Regions from separate parts of the Homo sapiens genome. Here all the other regions are linked to region 4. A link is a contact called in ENCODE Hi-C or POLR2A ChIA-PET data. All regions are on one chromosome and are shown on one strand. Each heading gives the region's core, a stretch centred on a gene start or an enhancer-like site at or near the end of the contact. The rest is flanking DNA. Distances are from core to core; before and after follow the strand shown. Region 1 overlaps GFOD1 (Gfo/Idh/MocA-like oxidoreductase domain containing 1). Region 2 has its middle 23 kb from the start of CD83. Region 3 overlaps ATXN1 (ataxin 1). Region 4 holds the start of JARID2-DT (JARID2 divergent transcript). Region 5 holds the start of SIRT5 (sirtuin 5). Region 6 holds the start of GFOD1-AS1 (GFOD1 antisense RNA 1).

What was found. Hi-C counts contacts between places; a loop is a spot of excess contacts on that map. ChIA-PET counts read pairs that join two places held with the same protein, here RNA polymerase II (POLR2A). Pooled maps may share reads with other maps.
Region 1: a pooled map shows a loop between it and region 4 (6-fold over the local background). The contact joins the enhancer-like site here to the promoter of JARID2-DT in region 4. A Hi-C loop is called at or near these places in 1 of 37 single-sample maps with no recorded cell type and 3 of 50 pooled maps. POLR2A ChIA-PET finds 5 or more read pairs at or near these places in 1 of 52 experiments (activated CD4-positive, alpha-beta T cell).
Region 2: a pooled map shows a loop between it and region 4 (4-fold over the local background). The contact joins the enhancer-like site here to the promoter of JARID2-DT in region 4. A Hi-C loop is called at or near these places in 4 of 37 single-sample maps with no recorded cell type and 3 of 50 pooled maps. POLR2A ChIA-PET finds 5 or more read pairs at or near these places in 1 of 52 experiments (activated CD4-positive, alpha-beta T cell).
Region 3: a map of CD8-positive, alpha-beta T cell shows a loop between it and region 4 (14-fold over the local background). The contact joins the enhancer-like site here to the promoter of JARID2-DT in region 4. A Hi-C loop is called at or near these places in 4 of 168 maps with a recorded cell type or tissue (CD4-positive, alpha-beta T cell, CD8-positive, alpha-beta T cell, ascending aorta and 1 more) and 10 of 50 pooled maps. POLR2A ChIA-PET finds 5 or more read pairs at or near these places in 1 of 52 experiments (activated CD4-positive, alpha-beta T cell).
Region 5: a loop to region 4 is called in a map of CD4-positive, alpha-beta T cell, with 26 times the contacts of the local background. The contact joins the promoter of SIRT5 here to the promoter of JARID2-DT in region 4. A Hi-C loop is called at or near these places in 4 of 168 maps with a recorded cell type or tissue (CD4-positive, alpha-beta T cell, CD4-positive, alpha-beta memory T cell and CD8-positive, alpha-beta T cell) and 11 of 50 pooled maps. POLR2A ChIA-PET finds 5 or more read pairs at or near these places in 1 of 52 experiments (naive thymus-derived CD8-positive, alpha-beta T cell).
Region 6: a pooled map shows a loop between it and region 4 (8-fold over the local background). The contact joins the promoter of GFOD1-AS1 here to the promoter of JARID2-DT in region 4. A Hi-C loop is called at or near these places in 9 of 50 pooled maps.

What each region holds. Positions count from the first base shown.
Region 1 is chr6:13,426,628-13,429,429 of GRCh38, forward strand. All of the region lies in intron 1 of GFOD1 (Gfo/Idh/MocA-like oxidoreductase domain containing 1), which reads right to left. Among named protein-coding and RNA genes, the nearest start is that of GFOD1-AS1, 58 kb to the right of the region's middle. RefSeq lists enhancers at 1,202-1,631, 2,642-2,711. Within about 2 kb of position 1,409, at least 16 of the 41 ENCODE cell types and tissues checked have a DNase peak (open chromatin) inside an H3K27ac peak, as active enhancers do.
Region 2 is chr6:14,092,988-14,095,687 of GRCh38, forward strand. No RefSeq gene overlaps it. Among named protein-coding and RNA genes, the nearest start is that of CD83, 23 kb to the right of the region's middle. RefSeq lists enhancers at 1,348-1,477, 2,371-2,500 and a cis regulatory region at 2,349-2,700. Within about 2 kb of position 1,309, at least 8 of the 41 ENCODE cell types and tissues checked have a DNase peak (open chromatin) inside an H3K27ac peak, as active enhancers do.
Region 3 is chr6:16,321,487-16,324,424 of GRCh38, forward strand. All of the region lies in intron 7 of ATXN1 (ataxin 1), which reads right to left. Among named protein-coding and RNA genes, the nearest start is that of GMPR, 84 kb to the left of the region's middle. RefSeq lists an enhancer at 1,195-1,254. Within about 2 kb of position 1,370, at least 22 of the 41 ENCODE cell types and tissues checked have a DNase peak (open chromatin) inside an H3K27ac peak, as active enhancers do; they include CD4-positive, alpha-beta T cell, CD8-positive, alpha-beta T cell and ascending aorta, where a contact is called at or near this core.
Region 4 is chr6:15,243,904-15,246,663 of GRCh38, forward strand. JARID2-DT (JARID2 divergent transcript) reads right to left here and starts at 1,471. Exons shown (of 1, transcript NR_187237.1): 1 at 20-1,471. JARID2 (jumonji and AT-rich interaction domain containing 2) reads left to right here and starts at 2,166. Exons shown (of 18, transcript NM_004973.4): 1 at 2,166-2,681. The coding sequence starts at 2,637. RefSeq lists enhancers at 281-794, 1,984-2,033, 2,144-2,243 and silencers at 794-1,103, 1,114-1,373.
Region 5 is chr6:13,573,125-13,576,093 of GRCh38, forward strand. It overlaps SIRT5 (sirtuin 5), which reads left to right and starts at 1,477. Exons shown (of 10, transcript NM_012241.5): 1 at 1,477-1,620. It overlaps LOC105374937 (a long non-coding RNA gene), which reads right to left and starts at 1,310. Exons shown (of 2, transcript XR_926497.4): 1 at 841-1,310; 2 at 1-97. RefSeq lists a silencer at 1,030-1,549 and enhancers at 1,242-1,828, 1,760-2,239, 1,829-2,414.
Region 6 is chr6:13,484,852-13,487,569 of GRCh38, forward strand. GFOD1-AS1 (GFOD1 antisense RNA 1) reads left to right here and starts at 1,410. Exons shown (of 2, transcript NR_046709.1): 1 at 1,410-1,602; 2 at 1,830-1,920. GFOD1 (Gfo/Idh/MocA-like oxidoreductase domain containing 1) reads right to left here. Exons shown (of 2, transcript NM_018988.4): 1 at 1,787-2,718. The coding sequence starts at 2,039. RefSeq lists silencers at 1,937-2,100, 2,241-2,718 and an enhancer at 2,001-2,110.

The DNA.
Region 1 (2,802 bases), core at 159-2,658, 1.8 Mb before region 4:
TGAGGTCCAGGGAGCACCTGGGACAAGCAGAAGGAACAAGCCCCCTGAGGATGCGGAAGCAGAGTGACCAGGCCCATCGCAAGGCAACCCCTGAGCGAGGGATAATGCAGGACCTTATGAGCAGAAGCGGGGCTAACAACCAGCAAGGCCAGAGGACAGGCAGCCCTTTGCCAAAGGTGTCGACTTCTGCCCAGCTTTCTCTTGTTCTGGCAACGGCTGTCAGTGTCTGTTGGTGGAAGAACATGCCCCTGGTGCCAGAAGGCTGGGGTTTGAGTCTCATCTCTTTCTCATATCTGTGTCTTGGGGGAGGTTACTTAACTTCTCTGGGCCTCAGTTTTCTCCTCTGCACAGCAGAAATATAATCATATCTCTCTCACAGTTATTGTGATGAGCGTGGCAAAGCATTTTTTGTAAACTACAAGGAAGCGGGCAGTGGCTCCGAAGTTGTGTGTGATTGGACCTCACAGGACAAAACTGAGGTAACAGAGGATCACAATGCACCTTTTTCAGTTTGATATAATCATCTTGAAATTACATTTATCAGGATCATACAGAGTCTTCCCAAAACTGAAGGCCATGCATAACTTGTCCACCTCAAGCCCTTTGAACAGAGAACATGCATGTAGAGACTTCCAGAAAAATCCAATAACTGTTATCCAAATGGTCAAAAATCCAGCTGGGCTCAAGTGAGGTAACAGACATAGAAAACTGTGAAGAGTTAAAAACATGATGATAAAAAAGGACTTTGTTGGCCAGGCGCAGTGCCTCATGCCTGTAATCCCAGCACTTTGAGAGGCTAAGGCAGGCGAATCCCTTGAGCCCAGGAGTTTGAAACCACCCTGGGCAATATGGTGAAATCTCATCGCTACAAAAATTAGCCCGGCATGGTGGTGTGCACCTCTAGTCCCGCCTACTCAGCAGACTGAGGCAGGAGGATCGCGTGAGCCCAGGAGTTCAACGCTACAGTGAGCTGTGATTGTACCACTGCATTCCAGCCTGGGTGACAGAGTAAGAGCCTGTCTCAAAAAAAAAGGCTTTGTAATAAACTTTTCTGATGTTTTTCAGAATTCAATTTGTATAAATTTGAGACATCTACATTTCACAAATGTGATTATCCCATGCGATAATAAAGGAAGGTTTATCCCACTATTTCCTAAGCCTGGAGCTTCCTTAGACTTGTACGTAATTCCTGGTGCCCCTGACAGGCACCTTTCCAGCCTCTACGGAATCTTTAGCAGCCCCACGACACCAGGCTGAGCCTCGTGACATTGTGGCCACCAAGCGTGGGAAGGAACTACTAAACTTCAAAGTTGACTCAACCAAAAGAGAAAAATCGCAAGTCCCCGATGGAAAGGTGTTGATGGCTCTCTTTTCAAACACCTCCACGCCTGGCTGGGCACAAAGGCCTGACAGTGCCCCGAGCTACATCAACACAAGCTGGGTTCAAAGACTCACAGGTCTAAGCATCCTGGGCACCACAGAGATAGGAAAGTCCATGTGGAAACAGATCGTCTTTTCTATCAACCATGTGTGAATTTTGAACTCCTTTTCTTCTCAGTGTTAGAAAAGGAAAACCAACCCACTTTGCGGTCTCTCTGCGGTGTCTTTAGAAGGCCAGTTCCTTTACGTGCCTCTCAAGCCCATGCTGAATTTCTCTGTTCTCGTCCTAGTGCCTCTTTTGACAAGCCACGAGCCTCACTCAGCCCAGAGTGACACTTATCACTGGGCCGTGTGAAAACTGGGGGGCTGGGGAGGAAGTGAGAAGGATGCGAAAGCCGAGGCGGGAGGAGGGGGTGCCGCCTGAGGCCCTTGCGGCCAGCAGTGGAAACGCAAACTTGACATTTCCATTTTCCATCACCTTCTGATCTCAGGCCCCCAGTGCGATGCGATGCGCTGGCTTTTCATTTCCACTCCCTTTCACACCCAGCACATTAAAGGCCGCTGCAAGAACAACAATGGAAAAAGGCTCAGGGCTTTAAATCACGAAGCCTGGGGAAATTCAACAGTTGCTATCTCCAGCTTCTCTACCCAAAGCACCAAAAAAGCCTTCCCTGAGGGAGTCCAGGCCCCCTCCCAGGGCGGGCGGCAGGAGTACTGCTTTTGATCATCTGTACTTCTGCGGCCACTCTCAAACTTCCCTCCCCAAACACCACAGCCCGGCTGTGAGCTGAAAGAGCTCCCTTTGGCCCTCCATCAGAAGCGGACTTTCTGACCATTCACTAATTCTAGCAAGAAGGTCCACTAAGTATTGTAAAATGTATAGCTTCCCGCCTGCTTTTTCTCTGACCTAGTTAAAAGCACTGTGTTGGACATACATCTTCTCGACCATATGAAAAGTGGGAATAAATGTCTTAATTGGTACCAAGTCCCTGAGCACGTGAGCCAGCTTGCTAGATGCTCAGACAGGACTCTACAAACATGAGCCCAGGTCATATATTTACTAAGATGTGCTCCCAGGTGGCTCTCAAATGGCACAAAGAGGAAAGACCCCAGCAGAAATCAAGATGGGTGGGAAGCTGTTCTTTTCATGAGAGTGAAAAGACTGGAGCTATCTCATTTTGGGCTGAGAAGCCCTGGCTGGCCATAGCACAGCTGCCAGTAAAGGGAAACAGCGCCACAGGCTGCCTGGAGGAGCTGGTCTCCTATGCGGCAGACACTGGCTGTCAAAGGGTTGTGTGGCCCCAACGTGAAATAATGGCTGTACTTATGAATTGGTTTGTTTATATGCCATCAACCAGGATGCTCTGCCAGCTTGCTGCTTTAAGAACGACAAACTATTGAATGCAATTGAATGCCTATCGA
Region 2 (2,700 bases), core at 59-2,558, 1.2 Mb before region 4:
TGTTTCCAGCTAACATCTGGAAGCCTTATTCTGCCAAAGATGAGAGATCACGGTACAGAATGTTCCTAATAAGAGTATTTTATTATCCATCCTGTACTCGCATGGTCCCTGTTCTCAATGACTTTATAGTCTTGTTGATAAGGTTTCAAACATGCAAGTATTGAGTAATATGTCAGACTGACTTCTAGAAAACGTTTTATTGACTATGATCAGGGGCCCAAATATAGGACACCAAAAAGAAGGATTTAGGGTGGACAAGTTGTAGAGAAGCTAAAGGAACCAAGGAAGGTGTCACAAAAGAGGTGGTTTGAGGAGTGTGTGATGCAAGGATAGGGTAATAATTCATCTCTAGTCTAAATCAGACCTTATTTTGGCAATTTTATTAGTCATCAACTACCGCAATAATGTATAACAAATAATGCCCCAAGTCTCACTGGCTGACGCCACAAACATTCATTTTTTTATTCACAGGTCTGTGGATTGGCAGGGACTCAGCTGATCTTGGCTGGGCTCCACTGGGCATGGCTCCAGGCTCCAGGTCTACTTTGGGCCTGCTTTATATATTTTGTTCTGGAACTGGCACCACCTGGGGCATAGTCTTCTTACGGTGATGGCGGAAATACAACAGGCCAAGTCAAATCATGCAAGCACATTTAAAGCCTCTTTTACATCATTTCCACTAGCGTCTGTTATTCAAGGCAAAGCCTGTGGCTGAGCCAAGCTTCCATGGGGTGAGGAAAAACACTGCACTCATTCTAGTGAGAGCCACTGCAAAGTCACATGGCAAAGGTCACGGGTGTAGAATTCTGTAACAGAGAGAGAGTGAAGAATGGGAAACAAAAATTCAATGTACCCCAGTCACATTTTTGAAAAAAATAGTGGAAAAATTGCAAACAGTATAGATTAAAAAAACAACAACAACAAAACCTGCACAGTACAGGAACCAAGTGAAGAATGTAGGTGGAGATAATTGTGTTTAGCTGGCCTGAAATGAAAAGACTAATAGTCACTTCCACCACTATCTTTGAGTTTGCAAGTTTGTGAGGGGCCTAATGCTGACTAGTGGACCCTCCTGGCTGAAAAAAAAAAGACAGTAGACTGGAGTTAAATGAGAACTCAAGTTGCGAGAAAAATCTTCCCTCTTTGGGAGATAAAGCCCTGGCAGCAAGAACTGAAGGAGGTAGAGTACTATTTCTGCATCTTCAGGGAGAGCTGCAAGGAGAGGGAGCTGTGTCTTGTCTCACTGAGGTGCCTGGACAAGATGAACATTTCAGGTCTTTTTCAGTTCTAGGTTTCTATGATGTCAGTGCTACTTCCCTTTCCAAAACCCCACAGTGGCCAGGCATCACAGTGCCACAAGTGAAAAGACCCATGACTGCCTTTATAAGTAAGTTCTTCTTTTGGTTTCTCTGGCAGGAGGCAGATGGAGGAGGAGAGAAAGGCCAGAGGTCTGTTTTGGGGTTGTTGTCTCTGGTTGTCTAAGTCATGCCAAGACACCACCCCTTGGAGCCTGGTTCCTGACATCCGGCAGCATGGCATACTTGAAGGGCATGATGTGGGGATAACAACAGAGCCCTGGCTGAGTCCGGTGGCTCACGCCTGTAATCCCAGCACTTTGGGAGGCCGAGGCAGGCGGATCACCTGAGGTCAGGAGTTTGAGACCAGCCTGGTCCACGTGACAAAACCCTGTCTCTACTGAAAATACAAAAAAAGTTTGCCGGGCATGGTGGCACACACACACACACGCACGCACACACACACACACATGCCCCCATAAGCATCCCAGTATTTGGAAGCAATCAGTTGATTTTTTTTCTTTTTAGAATTCAGTTTGGTGTTATAGGGACACTGCTAGCCTCAGGCAGTGCCGCAAGAGCAGATCAAGGCTCTGATTAAAAAATTCCTCAGTTGCTCCCAGCTGGAGATGTCTGCTTACAAAGCCCTTACAAAGAAATGTTTTTCAATAGGCAACATTCTCTGGTCTGGCCCCACCAAGGAAGTACAGCAGGAAATCTCACAGGCATCCCGATTGCCATTGCCCTCCTGCTCCCAGACACACACTTGGCCCCAACTGGCCTCTGACATGCTCCATGGGGAGCAAAATGGACTTGCTCCATTTTATCCATTGCTCTGGGCTCCACGGTGTTAAGCATGATGGCTTGGAAACTCTATATACCCAGTAAATGAATGCTTGTTGAATAACTTAATGAACACACCCCATGTCAGCCTATCTCCTCAATGCACATCCGCCAGCCACCTCAGCTCAGGCACCTCGCTGATTTTCAAAACATGGGCTAAAAGCTACCATAGGGCATCTAATTATACCTTCTGGTGTAGAAGGTGTTCTCTCATAGGAGGCCTTAGCCAAGTTTGAGAACAAGGACTTTGTATGGAATGAGCTGCATAATGGACAGCACTGGCTGGACCAGCCATTGGGGGTGTCTCTGGCTGAAATTTAACAAAGTTTCCATAGACCTTTTACCAGATTTACTGAGAATGTTGATTTCCTCTATTAAAGCTTAAACGTCAATTCAGGGGAATTTCCCCATAAATGTTGTGAGACTAAACGTGGCTTCTTGTGGGTTCCACATGGGAGCTCACCAGGATGTTGCCCAGCCTTTGTAAAGGTCTGCCTGGTTTCCTGTACCTAGTGGTCAACGTCAGCAGCTGTACCTGTGCCCAGCATTGGGAGGCTCGTCC
Region 3 (2,938 bases), core at 120-2,619, 1.1 Mb after region 4:
ATTCCCCTTTCCTCCCACAGCACCTAGGTGGGGGCCTGGGGGATGCATAGACGCTTTGCTCGAGTGGAGAAAAGCTGTACTGGGCAGGGCAATGCCACAGGGATAGTGACAAACACGGAAAAGCATTTTTCTCCTACATTGCCTCGTCTGGAGCGTCAGCTGGGACAATGCTGGGGGCATCTTTCCACAGTCTTAATGAGGAATTCAGCCCCTTAAAAATCATCCCCAAACTAAACACCCCTCAGTTTTATATGCCATGGCTTTAGTTCCCATGAGGTCTGTGTGCCGCTTAGCATGAGGTCAGTACATGTTCATCTTAATGCTCTTCTTGGTTTTTTGTTAACCGACGCTAATAAATTTTTACAAGGGCTGTGCTGTTCTGGAAAGTATAAAAGTGAAGCATTAAAAAACGGAACCCTCTCAAGAGATTATCTCCTATGAAGAATCATACGTGGCCGGGCGCCGTGGCTCACGCCTATAATCCCAGCATTTTGGGAGACCGAGGTGGGTGGATCGCTTGAGCCCAGGAGTTCCAGACCAGCACGGGCAAGATAGCAAAACCCTGTCTCTACAAAAAAACACAGAAAATTAGCTGGGTGTAGTGGTACACACCCATAGTCCCAGCTACTGGGGAGGCTGAGGTGGGAGGATCAATTGAGTCCAGGAGGTTGAGGCTGCAGTGAGCCAATGATCCCATCACTGCACTTCAGCCTGGGTGACAGGGCAAGACCCTGTCTCAAAACAAGCAAACAAACGAACACAAAAACCCACAGAAAAACAAAACTCATTTGCCTGGTTTAGAGAGGAGAGTGCTGCAGCTCAGAGAGGTGAAGTAACTTGTCCTGCCAGAGACCCAAATCCGCACCCCTGGGTCTGTCACCACCATACTATATCACACTGCTTTCCCTGGGGGTGTGATGTTGGGGGGGTCTTATGAGTTCAGGCATCCTCAAGAGTCTGTTCATGCAGGATTTCTGCCTAGAGTCACAATGCCATCTGTTTTGGAGAAAACCATCTCTTCTTCCACAACTTCCCCAATCAAATTTGTGATTTTGCTTATTAAGCTCAACAATTTGCACATTTCTGAATTTCTCTGTGGGTGCAGTGTCAGCAGTGCCTAACCAGTTGAGAAGACCAGGAAGATTCTTCAGGCTAGGGGAGAAAACCCCTCAGGAAGGCACTGCAGAGGGGAGAAGGATGTAGCCTTTGGAACCTCAATTAAGTCCAGATATGAGTTCTCTCTCTCCCTCCCATCTCCCCCTCTCATGCTCTCTGTCTGAGTCTCCACTGACTCTGAACCTGTCACTTGTGGCAAACACAGCTGGTGGAGTATTTTAGCTGTGATGATGTCAGCCGATTTCTGATAGGCTCCTCGGTAAAGTGACAAATCATTGGTTGCGTCAGGCCTTGCACTTTTGTTTCTACAGCGTGAAGCCCTAGCTGCCTTTTCAGCAGGTCTCAGCACACTTGCCTTTCTTTGAGGAAGCCCTTCCCGGCATGCAGCATAGCCACGCGGGGGCCAACCTCACAGACCTGCCAACAGGCCCTGACAACACTTCTACCTGCTCGTCTGCACCCTGGCTGTCAGTAGAGAGATTTAGTGATCTCACTATGGGAAAAAACATGAGAACAGGGCTCTGACTTCACAGGGAAGCCAATTTCTCTTTCATTTAATCATTAATTTTGCAAAGTTTGGAGTAGGGAAAAACACACCTAGATCTTCCTCCCCAAGAACAGAAGAGGGCTGTAAGGGGCTGGGCGCAGTGGCTCACGCCTACAATCCCAGCTTTAGGAGGCTGAGGCGGGTGAATCACCTGAGGTCAGGAGTTCGAGACCAGCCTGGCCAACATGGTGAAACCCTGTCTCTACTAAAAATACAAAAATTAGCAGGGGGTGATGGCGTGTGCCTGTAGTCTCGGCTACTTGGGAGGCTGAGGCAGAAGAATCACTTGAACCAAGAGGCAGATGTTGCAGTGAGCCAAGATCACCCCACTGCACTCTGCACTCCAGCCTGGGTGACAGAGCAAGACTCTGTCTCCAAAAAAAAAAAAAAAAAAAAAAAAAAAAAATAGAAGAGTCTGGTTTCTGCAGAGGCTGCCAGGCCTGGGAAGTGTGGCCCACAGCTGAAGTGGCTGCCTTCATTCTCAAGCTGAAGTTGATGCTGGCCGGCAAGGAACCAGTCGCATTTCTAAACAAAACCTCTTTTCACACCTGCCTCTGTTCACAAAAATGTGTTAAGGATTCTAAGTACCATGAAAAGCAATGACTCTTCACTCATGTTTATTTTCCATGTGTCACCTGGGGTCTGTGAAGAGTCAACTTTGCTCAAGGTAGTTCATTTTCTTTCTCCTAGTACCCACCCCTAATTCATGCAGGAAGTGAACAGCCACTACAGAGGGGTAGTGAGCTGTATTATTATGCCATTTATTTTAAAAATCCTGATTTTCTTTTTTTTTTAAATAAGATCTTTGGGGAAATCTTTCTTGGGCCCTTCCAAAGACTGTAAACCTACAGTGACATCTCATAATACAAAGAAAAGTATTCAGGGCTAAAAGCTCTCGGCAATGCAGGGCCCCGGCTTTGTGCAAGCCCCCATATCCAGTCATTCACGAGTGGTTCTGGAAAACTGATTTGGTCCTTTCCTCACTTGGGCATTTAAGAAATGCTCAAAAAAGCCAGACATAGGGACTCGTGTCTGTAATCTCAGGGCTTTGGGAGGCCGAGGTGGAAGGACTGCTTGGAGCCCAGGAGTTTGAGACCAGCCTAGGCAACACAGCAAGACCCCATCTCTACTAAAATGTTTTTTATTTTTAAATTAGCTGGGCATGGTGGTATGCACCTGTGGTCCTAGCTACTAGGGAGGTTGGGGTGGGAGGATCGCTGGAGCCTAGGAGGTCAAGGCCACAGTGAGCTATGATTGCACCACTGCATTCCAGCC
Region 4 (2,760 bases), core at 221-2,720:
GTAAAAATAATAAGGAAAATACCCTCTCGAAAAGGCTTTTTATTTCGTTTACTGAAAGCTTCCAATAACGTGCCTAGTTTTAAACTAGGTTACTGTTATTTATCACATAATCATCCCCACAGGTTTGATCACCACTAATTTGCAGATGCGGAAACTGACAAGCTCAGAGAGGCTCTCGGTTGCCTTTTGGGAAGTGGCCAAGGCGCGATTTGAATCCAGGTCTCTTACCTCCAGTTTCTGAGACCTTTCTAGACACCAAGGTTATCTCTTCAAATACTGCTGCAAGTAAACAGCTGTGTGAGTATCTAGACTTTTGAAGTTAGCAGACTCTAGGGAATAGGTAGAATAAAATATATGGGTATGTGTTCGCGGGAGCGCTTCTGCCACGTTTTATTCCGAGGCTAGCCTGAGAGATCATGGAAAACATTGCTTCTCCAAAACCACAGCGAAAAACAAGGAAATTAACAAGGCAGAATCGCGATGCGAGACTTGACAAAGTTGTTAATAAGGCGAAGGCCCAAAGCGCTATGCCAGGGCCTGCTACTTCATTTGTTTCAGCGATTAAACCAGCACGACAGGGGGCTGGAGGCAGGTAAAAAGCAGGCTCTTGCGTGGCCCGGACAGTTGATATTCCTGGCACTCGGTGTTCGAGATGTTTCCTTACAATTGCGTGTCTGTGCGGCTCGGTCTCCATATTCCACTCATTTTTGTCTCAACATTTTGTGGTATTTTATCACAAAATACGCCCGGCAAAGCAAAGATCCCGTTCAGTCTCTTTAAACACGGCTATCTTTTCTCAGGAGGCAGCCGCCGGGGCTTCACTCCTGGGCCACCAGCGACGTCCTCCAAGCGGGTCGAGCGGAGGCGCGTTCGCGACCCAGGGGCAGCGTGCCGAGCCCGGGCGTGGGGGGGCGTGGCCTTTCCACTCGGCGACCCCCGGCCACCGCCCACCCCGCGCGTGGGGGCGTGCGCGACTGCGGGGCGCGGAGAGGGGTGACCTCGGACTACCCTAGGCGCCCGCAGCACGCTCTGTACACAGACGCGAGGCGCTGTCCTGAGGTGACACCGGCTGCACGGCACAAGCAGCAGGCGCCGCCGATCAACTAGTTCGCACCGAGGATTCCTCTTGGTGCGTGGCCCAGTTTTCCTTAGGACGGGCTCCAACCCCTCCCTGACACCGCCCCCCTCACCGCCACGCTCCGAGGCCTTCCCCGGGGAAGCCTCGCGTCCCTCCCCCGCGGCTCCGGGCCGCACGCGCGCGATTCCTCGATTCCACAGGCGGTTCGCGCCGCGGGTGGGGGCGGGGCGCGCGGGGAGGGGGCTGGCGGCCGCCAGGGGAGGGGGGCCGGGGCCCGGGGGGCGGAGGAGGGCCGGCGTGGGGAGTTCCTCGCTCGCGGACCACACGCTCCGCGGGCCAATCCCGAGCCAGCCTCTAGCAGTGTCGCACGCGGGACACGTCCAAGCGTTTGTTGGCACGGCCAGTGAGGGGGAGGGGGCGAGGAGGAGGGAGGGGAGTTGAGTGACAGGCTTTGCGGGGCAGGCTGGGAATTGTAGTTCCCAGCTTCCGTGGCCATAGCCATTTTGTAGTCGGGGGACTACAACTTCCAGAAGATCAAGGGGACCATTCTAAGGTGCCCCGGGAATAGGCGGCTCTCCCCGGGGCCGGGCGTCCTGGGGCACTCCTACCCAGCAGCCCGGCTGCAGGTAGACGCGAAGGCAGTGGCGGGGGCTGGCGTGGGGCGGCCGTGGGGTGAGCGGCAGGCAGGGGAAAGGGGGTGAGGTGGAGCGACGGAGCGTGCCATGCATTGAGCTAGGGAGCCTCTCTCAATTCCACGCCTGGGCTCGGCGTGGGAGCGACGCCCGAGGGCTTGCCTGGGAGGGGTTCGTCGAGGTCGCTCGGGTGTCTGGTTGGCCAGGCTGCGGGGGTGCCCTGGACTGGGCCAGGGGCGGTCGGCACCAGGCTAAGCGGGCGCCTGGCGGCTGAGCGGTGGGAGTTTTCGGCTGGCGCCCGGCGGGGAATTATCCGAGGAGCCCTAACTTGTATAAAAGCAGAGTCCATTTAAAGTTGGGCTGGATAGCCTCTCTCTCATTGGTTAGGGGGCTTGGAAAAAAGAGACTCGGCGAGCCCTCGCTGTGGTGCTGCCGCCGCCGCCGCCGCCGCCGCTGGAGTTGACTCTTCTGCTCGCACTGCTGCTGCAGCACAAACGTGACTTCCAACATTTTTTATTTATCTTTCCCTTTTCTTTTCCAAGATGTAACTACGGATCAGACACTAAGGACCTTCACGTTTCGCTGATGTAGTTTTTGGAGGAAAAAGGGGGGGGAGTGAAGGGCGTCGGTTTTTTTTTGTGTGTGTGTGTATGTGTTTCGGGGGAAATTTTCCATTATGAGTGTTTTACTAAAGTGAATTTTTTTTTGTTTGCTTCGTTCGTCTTTGGCTCTTTTTTTTTCCTTCCCAATTTCGGATTTATTTCAAGGCGAATCTGGCTTTGGGGGAAGAGGAAGAAAAGTCGGATTACAAGATCAACCACCACCAACAACAATAAAAACCACCAGGATATTTTTTTGCAAATTTCTGACGGCTTTAAATTCATGAAGCAATTGTCCCCTTTTGCAATCAGCATTTGGATCTCAGAATGAGCAAGGAAAGACCCAAGAGGAATATCATTCAGAAGAAATACGTAAGTGCTCCTAACAACACATCCTTTGACTTGCAGTTTTAAGCAATGGCTGTGAATGTCAAGTTTATAGATAATTCTG
Region 5 (2,969 bases), core at 227-2,726, 1.7 Mb before region 4:
TAGTAGGCCTTATCTTTCTCTGGTACTTGGCAAAGGGCAGTGAGGATCCCGGGCCAACCGCAGTTGTTTTAAGCTGGGTTACCTATAGATAAAGAGACTAGGAAAAAAAATCAAACAAACAAAACGGTTTAAAAAACAATGAGCATTTTCAGCTGTCTACTGTTTAAGAAAATAATGAGCTCTCAGTTTTGCCCTCTGAGCGATTTCTCCAGGACTGCCCTGGTAACACTACTACTCAACAGTTTTGTGCTTTGCGCAGTTACTTGACCTCCCTGGGCCTCGGTTTCCCCACCCATAAAGTGGGGATAACAGTACCTATTTCATCAGGTGGTGGGGACGATTTAAAATGGTTAATAATGTGCAGTTCTTAAAAGTGTCTGGCTCAGAATAAGCACCATACACGTTAGGGGGAAAAACAGCAGCCGGATGTGAGGCCCTCCCCAATTTCGTTACTCCATAAACCTCTGAGTTGCTGGTAACACCTGCAGGAATGAGAAGGGCCTCAACATGGGCTGAATTTCCAGCCAAACTGTGGGAAGTGGCTGAGATTTTAGGTAGGCAAAAAATGTTAATGTAACATTTTTGGCCCCCAAGTTCTCAGACCACTTACTTCCCTTTCTAGTCCACTGACATGCCCGCAAGCAATTCCATTCTGCCAAGTGGTGCTGGTGGCAAGCCGGAATCCAAGAAAAGGAAAGACTCCGATTTTAAGGGAACGGGGACATGCGGAGCCACGTGAGTCACTGGGTCCCAGAGCCACGGAAGGCTCTCAGCTCAGCAGTCAGAGTGCACTCGTCATTGCGTTCGAGGTTAGGTGGCCTAGCCTGGGAACCAACTCACCGTCATTTGAAATCGTTTTAGGGAAAATGACCCTAACATTTAAAATCCTCTCTCCTGAAGTTGTGTGGTCCAGCCGTTTGCTGAAGGAGGAAGCAAAGCCGGTAGTAACTCACTACATATTTGGGCAGTGGAATGAACCCTGGAAGCTGACAAAGTCGAAGCAAGTCACTGCGCCGCCCCCCACCCCCACCCCCACCCCAAATAAAAACAGAGAGACAATCCTTCAATTATAAAGAAGACCACGGCGCCCGGGTCTCCGGCAGGGGCCGCTGCAGCCGAGCAGAACGCTGAGCCGCTCCGCCCCACGGCCTCCTCTCCAGCCGGCGCGCCCGCCTCCCGCAGGTGCGTCTCTGCCTGCGCCGGGCCGGGGTCTCCGCGGCCTCTCCCGCTCGGGCTCCGGCTTCGAGGTCCCGACCAAGCACTGCTCTCGCGGGACTGCGCGCACCGCCCAGGGCCTGCCGCGGGCTCGCGAGCGGAGGTGGCACCGGTCCGCGGTGCGCATGCGCGGCCCGGCCTCTGCCCTGCGGTCCCGGGCTGGTGACTGGCTAGCGGTTGGAGGAAGGGATGTGGGGGATGGTGGGTGGGTACAGAGAGCTGGGAGGGAGGCACCCCGGGGGGCGGGGCGTGGGAGACTGTATTCGGGGGCGCGAGCTGCCCCAGGTGAGCCGTGGCTCAGGTCCGGAGCGCGGTCGGGACACAGCGCCTCTAGGAGAAAGCCTGGAAGGCGCTCCGGGGGTACCCAGAGCTCTTAGCGGGCCGGCAGCATGTGCGGGGCCCAAGGTCTTCCGGGCTCTGCGTGGGGGTCGCTGCGGCTGGAGACCAGGGAGGGGGATGGAAACGGGGTTGGAAAGTAATCCCACCCGAGCAGGTGGGCATGGGAGGCCGCTGTGCTGGGGAGCCCCGCGAGGGCTCCGAACAGAGCCTCCCTTTTCAGAAAGGTCACCCTGGTCATTGCAGCTGCCAGGGTGACCGAGGAAGGTGGCCGGGGTGGAGGCAGTGGGCGTGGAGAGGGGTCGGATTCCGGACGTAGTTTGAAGGTGGAGCCGTCAGGTTCTGCTGAGCAGCTTGGCTATGGGGCGTGCGAGAAGGGAAGGCTCAGGGCCTAGTCCCTGGGCACGAGTAGTAGCCGGGAGGATGAAGTCCCAGTGCTTCGGGGGGAGGCGGCTTGAGGACGGCTCTGGAGCTCAGGCTTGCCCGCGTGGAGTGGAAGCTGCCTCTTGGACACAGGGCGGGGAGGCCGCATGCAGTCTGGCGCGCTGGGAGGATGGGAGATCCAGAGGGGCAGGGCTGGAGGGGTAGGAGGAAAACCTGAAGAGGGTGGCGCCCGGAAGCCCGGGAAAGTGATGAACTGGGTCAGAGGCCGGGTATCAACAAATAGGAGGGTGGAGACGACCTTGAGGAAAGCAGGTGATGGAACGGGAGGGAATGGGGCCCCCTAGTGGAGACACCTGGGAGTGATGTATTGCATTTATTTAGCTCTTAGGCGTTCAAAAATTATTTATTGGGAGCCTGTACAACTTTTTGCAGTTCATTGCATTATCCTTAGCATGTATTTTGTTTTATATAAATATATATTTATATAATTATTTTTATTGACAAATTTATATATTTATAGCGTACAGTGTAATGTTTTGATATATGTATACATTGTAGAAAGATTAAATCAAGCTAATTGACATATCCATCACCTCACCTACTTATTTTTTGTGGTGAAAATCTACTCTCCTGGAAATATACAATACATCATCAACTATGGTCACCATGCTGTGCAGTAGATCACTAAAACTTACTCCTCTTACCTAACTAAAACTTTGTATCCTTTGACCAACATCCCTCCCTTCCACATCAGCCCTCTGCCAGGCCCCTGGTAACCATCATTCTACTCTGCTTCTATGAGTTCAACTTTTTTAGACCCCAAGTATATAAGTAAGATCATGTGCTGTTTGTCCTTCTGTGCCTGGCTTATTTTACTTGGCCTCATGTCCTCCAGGTTCATCCATGTTGTTGCAAATGACAGAATTGCCTTCTGTTTTAAGACTGTATAGTATTCCATTGTATATATGTGCCACATTTTCTTTATCCGGTCCTCAGTTGATGGATACTTAGTTGCTTCTATATCTTGGTTATTG
Region 6 (2,718 bases), core at 160-2,659, 1.8 Mb before region 4:
GGTGGAGAAACGATGTTAACAACATGGTCTTTCAGATATGACCAGTCCTAAGCTCTCCAGTATACGCAGGGCTCATCAGGGACCAGTTTTGTACAAATTGCACTAATAGAATTATACCATAAGATCGTTATAAGATATTTGATATGCAAAGAGCCAATGTAAACAAGGGAGTTATCCACCCAACATACATGTTCCATTAAACAGAAAATAAATATTAGCATTCAGTTCAATGGCATTCAGTTCAAGGCCAAAGAAACAGGCCACAAAGGGCAGACACTTAATAAAATTAACTGACAATTAAAACTGACAATGTGGGCAGCCTCCTTAGGAATTCTATCAGATGTTGCATCTGAGTCAATAGCCAAATGGCCTGATGAAAATGCCTTTCTATGGAGAAAGAGTTTTACATTCTGTTCATAGCTCTTCGAAGACAGAATTAAAACACACGTATATTTCACCTACCCTGAATCCATACCTATTTTTAACAAATAAAACAGTCTTTCCAAGACTACATAACTTCCGGCTGGTTTCTGGATGTTGTCTCTGTTCCTTCGCAGCTCCTCCCTTCTAATCTGTTCTACTATTCGCTTCATCTGGTTATAAGCTTTGTTCTTGTTATAAGCTTTGTGTTTTTCCTCACCAATAGAAACTTCAGCTTTCAAAGGTGAGCTGCTCATTTTCTTGGAATTGTAAGATCAAGCAACCTTCCTGGGATTGTTTTAGGTTACGTGCAAGAACTGATGATGAACAAAACATGCCCTTCTCTTTCCCCTGAGCATAGGCTGAGAGGCTGCTACTCTGTCCTCAGAGATTGTTCAGACTGCCTGGGAGTTGAGGGGAGCAGGGACCAGATGGTGAGGCACCCTGAACTCATCTCCAGCCCACGGGTCAACACTGTGCCTTCCGAAACTATTCCTGAAGGCGATTAGGGAGGGCCTTTTCTCATGCAAAGCATCCATGCCTCTGGAGCTACTGCGCCCATCCTCCTAAAAATTTAAAATCTATTACTCCAAATTGGGGCAGAAGACATTTCCCGGGAGGCTGCAGTCAAAAGTTAAAACCCCCTGGTTTTACCAAATCAGTCTTTACTAACCTATGACGCCTCTGAAAACATTCTAATACATCATCACCCCCATCCAACCACTCCCACCGTCCTTGCCTCCAGCGCAGACGAAATAATTCCAGCCGATGGTAACATCTGCAATCTCACGCTAAACTAACTCACAGCAGAAAGAAACAAACGACCCTAGCAGGGCGCCACCGCTGCTGAAGGGCAGGTCCTCTATCGCACCCAAGAAAACCCGACACACGTGTGCGGCCTTTTATTCAGGCGTTTCTGGGCGCGCACTCGCCTCTCCCAGGCGCGCGCGCGCACAACCCTCCTCCACCCCCCCATCCCCCCCCCCCACACACACACACTTGGACACTACACACACAGCTGAGGAGTAACTTTCCTCTTCTCGCGGAGCACCCTATCCCCTATTATCGGCATCTGATCTTCCTAGTTCGGATCCCCGGAACACACGCCTTCTCCAGCCTGCAATCTACACACGTGGGGAAGCGCGTCCAAGTGGTGCCAGGAGGCAGGAGGGAAGCGCAAAGGTGGGGAAGGCCGGGGACGAGGAAGGAGGGAGCTCTGAGTCGGATCTGGGATCTCAGATCCCCGGGGCAGCGTAGATGCAGGGTAAGCTTCTGGGATGCGGAGAGGGAAAGGCAGGGGGGAAGGAACCTAGAGAAGGTTAAAGGGCGGGGGTGGGACGGAGGATGCGGGGTAGGGGTCGCTCACCTAGGGTTTTGACAGCGATCTGTCTGGTGAGGGGCGGCGGCAGGTTAATGCACACCAAGTCCACGTCCTGATGCAGCAGCACCTCATCAATGCGGCTAGTGTAGAAGGGGACACTCATCTCCTTGGCCAGCTCCTCCGCTTCTTCCTGCGTGCGGCCCCACAGCGCCTTCACCGCGAAGCCCTCGTCTTTCAGCAGCGGGATGATGACACGGGCCGTGAGGCTGGTGCCGAACACGCCCACCCCGGGAAGCATGGCTGCTCAGAGCCGCCTGGTTCTGCTTCTGCTCGGATCTCCAGTCCAACGCGCGCACACACCCACCTCTAGCCAGTCCTGCACCCCGCTCCTGTAGCCAATCTAGCCGCGGTGCGCCAGCCGCCGTGCACCGGGCAAGGCGCCCGGGTGCCCAGAGCGCACCGAGCTGCAGGCGGAGCAAGCTCGGGGCGCCTCAGAACGGTGACTGCGGCAGTGTCCGCCACGCGGGGCTCGCGTCCTTCCCGGAGTCGGCGGCAGGGACCCCCCCAGGGCGCCGGAGGCTTCGAAGCCCCCTGGAGCCCCGGCTCAGGCTGCGCTCCCGCGGCAGCGCCAGTCCGCTGCGTGCGCCCCGCCAAGGCCGCTCCATGGCCGGCTCATCCCCGCGGCCGCGCCGCCGCAGCCCGGGACCGGCTCTCTCCCGCGTCGTTTGCGCAGCCGGCGAATCGCACAGACAAACGTCTACACCCTGCCAGAGCACGGAACCGCTCCGCGGGGGAGTCTCCTTTCTTCCTAGCTCTCCGTTGGGAATGAAATAATCCCGCGGCCGCCAGGAGGCCGGCTAAGGATGCGGCCCGGAGCGCGCCGGACTGGGATCCCGAGCTGCAGCGCGGCAGCGGCGGCCACGACCCGGCGCCAGCCTCCTCATTCTGCTGCCATGTTCGCTCGCCTCGCGGCTCGG